3 separate regions of the Mus musculus genome follow, and all the other regions are linked to region 2. A link is a contact called in ENCODE POLR2A ChIA-PET data. All regions are on one chromosome and are shown on one strand. Each heading gives the region's core, a stretch centred on a gene start or an enhancer-like site at or near the end of the contact. The rest is flanking DNA. Distances are from core to core; before and after follow the strand shown. Region 1 holds the start of Strada (STE20-related kinase adaptor alpha). Region 2 holds the start of Dcaf7 (DDB1 and CUL4 associated factor 7). Region 3 holds the start of Ccdc47 (coiled-coil domain containing 47).

The links. ChIA-PET counts read pairs that join two places held with the same protein, here RNA polymerase II (POLR2A).
Region 1: POLR2A ChIA-PET joins it to region 2 with 21 read pairs in embryonic stem cell. The contact joins the promoter of Strada here to the promoter of Dcaf7 in region 2. POLR2A ChIA-PET finds 5 or more read pairs at or near these places in 3 of 5 experiments (Patski and embryonic stem cell).
Region 3: POLR2A ChIA-PET joins it to region 2 with 11 read pairs in embryonic stem cell. The contact joins the promoter of Ccdc47 here to the promoter of Dcaf7 in region 2. POLR2A ChIA-PET finds 5 or more read pairs at or near these places in 2 of 5 experiments (Patski and embryonic stem cell).

What each region holds. Positions count from the first base shown.
Region 1 is chr11:106,191,982-106,195,017 of GRCm38, reverse strand. Strada (STE20-related kinase adaptor alpha) reads left to right here and starts at 1,415. Exons shown (of 13, transcript NM_001252448.1): 1 at 1,415-1,552.
Region 2 is chr11:106,035,081-106,038,304 of GRCm38, reverse strand. It overlaps Dcaf7 (DDB1 and CUL4 associated factor 7), which reads right to left and starts at 1,433. Exons shown (of 7, transcript NM_027946.3): 1 at 1,044-1,433. The coding sequence starts at 1,181. It overlaps Kcnh6 (potassium voltage-gated channel, subfamily H (eag-related), member 6), which reads right to left. Exons shown (of 13, transcript NM_001037712.2): 13 at 2,711-3,224.
Region 3 is chr11:106,214,552-106,217,652 of GRCm38, reverse strand. Ccdc47 (coiled-coil domain containing 47) reads left to right here and starts at 1,286. Exons shown (of 13, transcript NM_026009.2): 1 at 1,286-1,504. Ddx42 (DEAD box helicase 42) reads right to left here and starts at 727. Exons shown (of 18, transcript NM_028074.4): 1 at 497-727.

The DNA of each region.
Region 1 (3,036 bases), core at 166-2,665, 160 kb before region 2:
CCGAAGCTTGACACCTTTTCAGGTATTGCTTTCCCTAATATTCTGGATTCCAAAGACCATGTGAACTGGCAGAAACTGCATTTTCCTCCAGTCCCCTTGCTTTTTGTGAGTTCGTGATGTTTGTTTGATGATGAAATGTGGTGAGACTGAGAACAAATTTGGCATGTTAAACGCACTAGGCAAGGTTACAGCTGTGTGTAAAACATTGAGATCTTCAGGTGAGGGTAGTGTGCGTTTCCAAGTTCCTGTATGATGTGGCCAAACTTAAAATTCTTGGAAGTTAGTCGACTGGTATAAATCTGAGACAGGAAAAAAAACAAGTATTCATTACTTGACAGTATGTACACAGATGTATTGGGCCCTCACTCCACAGTAACTGAAGTGACTAAAAATCACTTCATGATAAAACGGAGTCCTCATTTTATTAGTCCTATATGGTTTGGCCCCTGCTGTCTTTTTTCATAAAGGCAAACTCATCACAGGTTTCTGCTAATAGAGGACATACCACCAAGTCTTTAATCCCATCCCAGCAGAGGCAGAGGGAAGCTGATCTGAAGGCCAGTCCAGACTACATGCGACACTATCTCAAAAATACCTCACTACCAAAAAATAGTTATGAAGCACTTAGGGACAAAAAAAAAAAAAAAAAAAACCCCAACAAAAAACAAACCATAGCTCTCGTTTAGTTGAGCTATTTTCTGTGCTTTAAGGAGAAGGAACTTTGGGCACAAAGGGTAAGTTTCCTCTTTGTTGTTCTATTGCCTGAGACTGACCCAAGAAAGACTTGTTTTTCAATTGGAGTCCTACCAGGTGAAATGGCACCTGGGATTTGGGAACCGCAGAGTGTGGGATGAGGGGTGGGAATACCCCTGGTAGCCAAGTCAATAGCTATAGTTAGCCCTTGCCCCTTTTCTTGCTGCTGGGTTAGGAGGGGTACAGAGACTCGAGGGAGACTCTAGGGTCCTTTGGAACTGCAACAATGACAAGGTCTTTCGCTTCCACATACGTGGGGAAACCTGCCTTCGTCCTAGATAAGGAACGACCTCAGCAAAGGGGAAAAAAGACTAGTTAATAACTCTCTCCCTGACGAAGCGACTGCGGGTCTAGCATGTCCGGTAACGGTAACGTGGGATGGAAGCAGAAGCTCTCTCTGGGGAAAAGCGGAGCTTCCTCCACTGGGATGGGTGGGGTGAAGCGAGGCGAGACGAAGCAGAGTCCTTAGTGGGCAGGGGGTAAGGCGGAGCATCTTCTGAGAACCGGGCAAGGCAGGACTTCCTCTGCTGGAGGCAAGAGGCGGAGCTCCCTTCTTGGGTGGGGCAAAGCAGGGCTTCTCCGTAGGGGAGGGGCGGGACTTCCTCCGTGGGGCGGGAGTAGGAGGGGCTTGTTCCGTGAAGGGGAGGGGCGAGGCTCGGCCAGTCTCCCTGGGTCCCTCCACTGCGCATGTCACGTTGCGTACCTCCCTCCCAGCAACCGGCCTGGCGGCAGCGCGGCTACAAAACTGAGGAGGCGGAGCCGAGACGGAGTCGGTACTGCGCTCTGACTCCTAGACCAGGTACCCGGTGGCGGAGCCGCCTGGTGCGCTCCCAGGGATAATCCCTCTTGCCAGACTCCGAGTCCGTGTCCTCGGGGGTGAGCCTCAAGTGGCCATCCCGGCTCACCCTCGCCCTCCTCTGGCCCTCATTTAACCTGGGTTCTGGGTTCCCGCATTGAGGTTACAGCCTGAGAGCAAAATTAGGCTTGGGCCTGGCTGGGGAGATGCTGAGCAGAGTTGCCGGACCGGAGAGGCTAGCTACCGCATGGCCTCCCCACCTTTTCCGGGGCTTCCAAATGGGGTTGAGTTCTCATACGGAAGCAAGATCAGAGCTATTCTCTGCTTTGGTCAAAACGAAGAGTTTCTAAATGTGTTGTCTTAAGTGTCCCAGCAGTTTTGGGGACCGAGTATGGTGGCGGAGAGTGAGCATGACAGAAGGGGAGTGGCTAAATAAAATTGTTCATAATTTTAGGAAATAGATAACTTCTCAACTCAGTCTTCTGCTAAGACCCTAAGGTACTTCAATTTGACCCCTTTCTCCCAGACGGTTGGACTCGGTCTTACTGAAATACCCGTTGAAGTAGAACTATGTTCCAGTGTTTGGATGGGTCTTCATGATAGTTGATAACCTTATCCGGAGGTACCCAACACCTGAGACTGACTCAGATCCTTGAGGGTTGATTAACCAAATTTGAGACTGTGGGCGTGGCTCAGCGCCTGAGTTCTTGATTAACATCAGTGCGGACTTGCTTTCCATTCTCCACACTACCAAAAAGAAAATTGCTAACTTGCTTCTGCCGTAGTGCAGGAACTTAATAGTTTAACCATTAGTTATAGTACGGAAACTGGTCAACTCTCTTCACCCTTTAATTAGGTTTCTTAGAAGATTTTTTGGCTGGGTTTATAGTTGTGACCTCCGACATAAAGTTTGGAGGACCAGCGGTAAAAATAGAAGAAAAAAAAGTCTGTCAGAACAAGTGAATTCTCCTATCGGTACCTGTTGTAGTGGGAGAGATAATGAGGCGATAGTATGGTTGGGTGGTTGGAGAGGTGTCTCTGTAGATAGGAAGATATGCTGCCGTCTCCAGAACTCATGTAGAGAGCCATGTGTGGCCATGAGCCTGTGACAAGAGAAACACCAGAGCTTGCTGGCTGTCAGCCTGTGTCCAGAGTGATAGAGTAGAATACACAATGTCCTTTAGCTTCACCAAGCATAGAAACAGGTACACACATAAATATATACATACATACACACACAAGCACATACATATATATACACATATATACATACATATACACACATTGGTAAGTGTAATAGTTAATGTGAGAGCCAGGCATGATGGTATATGCCTTTAATCCCAGCACTCGGGAGGCAGAGGCAGGCGGATCTCTGTGAGTTCGAGGCCAGCCTCATCTACAGAGTGAGTTCCTGGACAGCCAAGGCTACACAGAGAAACCTTGCCTTGAGGGGAAAAAGCTAAGGTGAGGAATGTAGGTGGTTAGTG
Region 2 (3,224 bases), core at 184-2,683:
CCTAAAATGCTCAAATGTTTTCACCTGACCCTTCACATATAAAACAGAAGCCCTCTCCTAGATCACTGTGGGTCAAAAATAATAAAATCTGGTTTGTTCAATGCCTTATAGCTAAATCCTAGACCACCTACTTCTTCCACTGCTCCCACCATCTTGTCATTTGTCTCCAGTCTGATGTTCATAAGAGTAAGGCAGAGTACTGGCTATAAATACCACTGGCCAAAGCTTTCAGTATCTCTGATTACTGTCATTCATTTTTTTTTTTTTAACTCAAATTACAACAAAAGAATGAAGGTAAGAGATTAGGGAAAGAAAATTCTTCTCAATACTTTCAAACCTATACCCTGCATATAAAAATTCTCTCCTTCTGCCAGTGTTTTGATGAAGTGATGATGTCCAGCAATGCTGCAAATGAATGTGTAAAGAACCACGAAAAGAACAGGTCAAACGTCATCTTTCTCTATTCAGAAATAATGGCGGGATAATGCCACAGACTAAGGTTTCCAAGGATAGGCTGTTTGGGGGAGGGTGAACATCAAGGAGCAAAACCAATGACCAATGACAACCTAGCATTAGGGCTCTGTATCCATGAGAAACACCTGAGATGGGGAAGATCTTGCAATAAATAGCCCTAACAGAAATCTCGCGTGGCCAGGAATGCACGACCACCAATCCAAGCGCCGCATCTTCCTCCACTGCCTCTCTCCCGCCCCCCACCTAGCAACAGAAGCACTGCGACAGGAGTGGGGGAAATGAGAGGGACGGAGGACATAGCTTTGGGGGTGTGACTCCGATCTGAAACCTGCTACTACCATCGAAAATCTTATCTGCCTCAGGCATGTCACAACACCGTGCCTCGGTTTCCCCCGGCTGTCAAAACTAAATAAGAGGCAACGAGTGTGACAACCTCAGCGACAGGACCACAGAGGACCCACCCCCTTGTTGTGGTCAAGGCGAGTTTGCAGGAGAGTTGTGGGGACCGGGGCTGCCGCCCACCTCGAGCGTTCCCCGCCGGCTACACGCTGAGCCCCGGCACAACTCACCTTGTTGTTGTACTCTTCCACGAAGCTGCCCAGCGCCAGGCGAAAGCGCTTGTCCGGCCGCACGCTCCAGTTCATGGCGTACACAGTCCAGGGCGCTTCATATTTGTAGATCTCCTTCCGTTTGCCGTGCAGGGACATGGTGGCGGCTGGGCCGCAGAGCCGGCCAGAGAGGCAGCGGGCTGGGGCACAAGACAGGCGGGGACCCGGGCTTGGGTCCGCGGGTCCGAGGGGAGGCGGGGCCGGGGCGGTCAAGAACGGCCTAGCCCTCCAGCGGGTCCTCGGCTACACACACTCACACTCGGCCGGGCCCGACCACCAGTTTCAAACCAGCTCGGGCAGCGCTACCACCTTCCGTTTGGGATGCCGGCCCGCCCTCTCGGAACGGAAGCCACGCGACCCCGCAGCGGCGACGAGCGTTGGCTGCCGGGTACGTCCTTTCCAAACTGTTCCTTCTTTTCATTGGTCGACACAGTTGTAGCGCCCGCGCCCTCCTTACTATTGGTGAAAATGTTTGTCATTCTGCTCATTAGCCCCGCCCAGCTCCTGGAGGCGGGCTCTTTTGAAGTCCCAAAGATCATTGGCTACCCAAGATGTCAGTCAAGGGGATAACGGCGCAGTGCGGGTGAATGGGGGCGTGGGTGGCATGGGGGCAAGTGTGCCCCTCTACTGATCCAAATTCTAGGCCAAGAGTAAAGCCTGCTATTTCTCCTCTGCTGCTGCTGTTCTGATCACCTCTCTCCACTGACAGTAACTGTCAAACCTACCTTCATGGAGGACCACCTGCGTTTATTACATCTCCCTATGTCCGGCGGTCCCTCAGTCTTTGCCAAACGGGAACTCTCTCCAGCTCCAATGCCCACCTTTTAACTGTTCTCTTTCAGGCATGATAGAAACGTCCAGGGACAGGCTAGATTGATTAAGGCTTTCCTGCGCTTTCCTACAGACACTAAAGAGACTCCTGAATTCTGGGATCGATTTGCAAATGACCTGGCTATTAGTCACTTACCTTCTTCCTCTGGGATGTTCAGAAGCCAAATGGTAATCCAACTTTAAATGCTTATATGCCATGAGTTTGAAATGCAGAAAAACCTGGATCTAGGTACACCAATATAAATGTAAATTCTTTCAACGATATTGAAAGGGGTTGTATTGAATTGTTAGGCAGTACTTTAAAACACGTTAATTTTACGTGTATTTGTATGTGCCCGAGTATAAGTAAGTGTACTACATGTGAACAGTTGCCCACGGAGGTCAGAAGAGGCATTCAATCCCCTGGAACTGGAGTTAGTTACAGATGGGAATCCAACCCAGGTCTGCTGCAAGAGCATCCAGTGCCCATAGGGCTATCCTACCTCTCCAGTCTGTAAAATACAATTTTTAATGGATACAAACACTTGGAAGCCTTGAGGGACAATAGTATACACTTATCAACCATCTTTTAGTAATGGCCACCTGTATGAACAAGTCTACTGGGCACTTTTATTTTTACATAGAGCCTAGGCATGGTGTTACACACCTCTAATCCAGCTCTTGGGAGGTAGAGTCAGGAGAACCAGAAAGTCACTCTTATCCTGGGCTACAGAGCCAATTAGAGGCAGCCTGGGCTAGTTGAGAATCTGTTTCAAAATAATAAAAGTTAAAAGAAAATTAACTGGATACCTAGGTGTGTATTTTATTGAAACGTTTTATTTCTGTGCATATCAGGAAATTTGGTCCATAGTTTTCTATTGGTTACATCATTTCTGATTTTTCAGTGGGTTAATAATGGTCTTGTAGTACAATCTTAGCGGAGGTCTATCTATCTATTTTACGGAACAGGTCTTTTTTGTTTTGTTTTGTTTTTTCGAGACAGGGTTTCTCTGTATAGCCCTGGCTGTCCTGGAACTCACTTTGTAGACCAGGCTGGCCTTGAACTCAGAAATCCGCCTGTCTCTGCCTCCTGAGTGCTGGGATTAAAGGCATGCGCCACCACGCCCAACAGAAAAGTTAACTTTAACGTTTTAGCTTGTATAAACACTTGCGAATGTGTGCTCATAAACTCACTAACAGACTCTGGGGCATCAAATAGAAATTGCAAAAGGAAGGAAAAATGGGCTGAGGAGGACAGATTAGAATTATCTGACAAGCAACGATGTTTTAACAGGTCTCTCAAGCGAGGCAGTGTGGGTTGAAACCGTGTTC
Region 3 (3,101 bases), core at 37-2,536, 180 kb before region 2:
GGTTTTCAACCCATATATATTATTCAAATCAGGTAGGCTCAAGTAGGCCGCAAAAAGTTTGTAACTATGGTGATGATGTTAATCATGATCTACTCAAGGTTTCACAAAGATCAATGACTATCACAGCCTTCTAATCTGTCAACCTCCGCTACCGAGACCCTCCCCGCCTCCATTTGTGGGTCCGCAATCCCCAACAGCTACCTACAAGGATCAATACTCCTCCACTGGCTCTCACAGCTTCGGAGCCCAGCACCCTGAAAAATCCCTTCCTGGAGCCCATCAAGCACCGCCTCCGGAAAGCCGCCAAGTGGGCCTCGTTAAGACGTGCAAGGAGCAGAGCCGTGGGAAGGCAACGTAGCTCCAGAGGGCCACCTCGGGGCTCCAGATCGCGTACCCATCCCTGCCCGGACCCCCGCAGCCACCCGGGTCCCCAGGCTCTGCCGATTCTTTGTTAAACGAGGCCGAGGTTCCTCCGCCCTCGCCAGGCCCCAGTTACCTCTCGTGTCCCCCGGGCTAGCGGCACTGCGTCTGGCGAGCCCTTCACCCAAACCCGCTGCCGCGGCTGCAGACGCAGTTGCTACTCCAGTCGGCGCGAAAGAACCCCCGCGGCCCTGCGTACGCGCGGTGCGGGACCGCGTCCAGCCGCGCTCTTCCTCCGCCCCCTTCGCCGCCGCCTCACGGCCCGTTGCTGACTGGGGGTAGGGTGGGGGGAGCGTCTGACATGCGCGCTAAGTAGAGCGCGAGCCGAAGGGTGGGGCTGGGGCTACGGCTGCCGAAAGGCGCCAATTAATGCCGCTCTTCCGATTCCGGAACGCAACATAACTACGTCACACACCCCGGACGGGAATCTGGTCCTGGGTGAGGATTGTGTCTGGGTCGTGTAGTGAGGGAGTCTGCAATGAAGAGAGCCGCGGCGATGGGGAACCGCCCGAAAAACTCAAGGTAATAAGGTGTTGATTGGAAACTTCATTTACATAAGAATGTCCACCTTCCCTTAGCTCTTGTCCCTTGCCAAAAACCAAAGCAACACAAAAAACCCACGACTCGGGCAACATTTCCCTTCATGCCTCTGTCCACATGGCCCCATAGACTATGGCCACCTTTAGCTTCCGGAGCATCCGATCAAAGTGACGTCTACCCGACGGACGGAACCCTACGGGAGAAACGCAGCCTCCGCTAGTTAGAGCACTTGTAGCCCAGGGGACGCTGGGGGTTACGTAATTTTCCCAGCAGCCCTAGCTCGCCTTGCGCGGATGTCCTGAAGGCCGCGCCCCGCCCCCACCCCGCGCGCAGGCGCAAACTAGCTGTACGCATTCTACGTAACGGACGGCTGAAGCTACGTGAAGAGTAGGGTGCCGTGACTGAGCTACCTGTTCTGGGCTGTTCAGTGACATCGCGGCCCGCAGATTATCTTTGCGACCTGAAGACAGAAACCAGACAAAGGCAGGCTGGTTGGAGGTAGTGGCCTCAGGAGCCCCGGGCCCGGTTGCAGCCTCGGGTGCAGGTAGGTAGCGGGGCCATGACATTCCAGTCGGTGTGACCGTGCCAGGCCGAGCGGTGACTAAGTTGCATGGCCGCAGAGCCAGGTACTGTTTCCCTCCTAACCAACCCTTTAAGTCCGGCCGGTGGTGACATGCATCAATACCCTCAACTTATCTTTCCAGAATTAAAAGAAAAAAAAAAAGACTAAACCTCTGTCCATCCTTTTCTGCTCCATTTTATGTTGGGCTTTAGGAAGATTTGGGGGAAGGTTTCGAGTAGATCCCAACCAACAGGACAAAATCTGAGAAAATATCTGGTGTGTAGCCAGAAGAATAAAAGAGCATCGAACTAGGCTTCTCCGTGGTGGACCTAGGACTAGACACTAGAAGTTTCACGGAAGCAACCGCTTCTAGAGTCGACCTTACCCGAAGGTTTCTAACATGCAAGTTATTTGTAACCAACACTTTACTTTGTAAGGTGACAGTAATGTCTACATCATTTCTAGAAATTTCATCATTTTGACTGATGCCACAGAGGCCTGGGAGGACAAGCAATGATTGCTACATATACTCCTTTTTACTGAGAGAGCTTGCGGAAGATAATCAAGATGGGTGTGTTAATGTTGTGCCTGGCTTGGAGTCTAGTGTTTTCTGCTTCAGAAGTCCTAGAGGCTGGATGGCCTGGCAGAGAGCTGTGCATCTGAGAAATGGGTTGACAGGTCCAGCTGAGTCTTATCAGAAAGCCAGTGCACAAATGGCTTGGATAATTTTAACATAAATAACCTTGAGGGAGCCTGTATGAATTCCATTAGAAACACTTCTGTGTTGTGAACACTCCTGGTATAGACTGAAATGGCCAGACTGTCAAATTGACAGGGATATGTAGTTACTTCTGCTTGGACAGGGAGCCACTAAAGCAGACGCTCTTTGTTCTTTGAGGCAGTGCCTCTTACTCTTGCAGGCTGGCCTAATATCACTATGTAGGACAAGGCAGGGCAGGCCACTGGAACTACTATACCTGCCACCACCCCCACCCCCTTAAGTATAGGGTCTCGCTATGTAGTCCTGGCTAGCCTTGAATTTGGACATGTGCCTGCATTTGACTCCTGAGTACTGGGATACCTCACCCACCCTACCGGCCCCTTGGAGCTTTTGAGACAGGGGTCTCCTGAAGCCTGGACTCACTATGTAGAAGAAGATGGCCTTGGACTCTCGGCCTCAGTCTCCCAAGTGCTGGGATTACAGGAGTAAACCGCCACACCCAATCTTATATGGTCCTGCTATCAATTTAGACAGTCTCAACAGCTTGAGTTACATCCCCAGCCTCCCTTTGTAACATTTTAAAAATTACATTAATTTATTTATTTGGGTCAGGCATATATAAAGGGGGAGGTATTATATCGCTGTGCATGGAGAGGTCAGAAGACAACTTCTAGTTTAATCATCAGTCGTAATACACATACCCTATCAGTAATAAAACTCTTACACGCATCTATCCTTTAGGCTGAATTTCAATGCTTAAAAACAGATGTTTATTGTTTTTGTTTTGTTTTTTAGATAATTAAAGATATAGGACTGGTGTTTAGATTAGGGAGCAGAATTGAAAATGTAGCATAAATG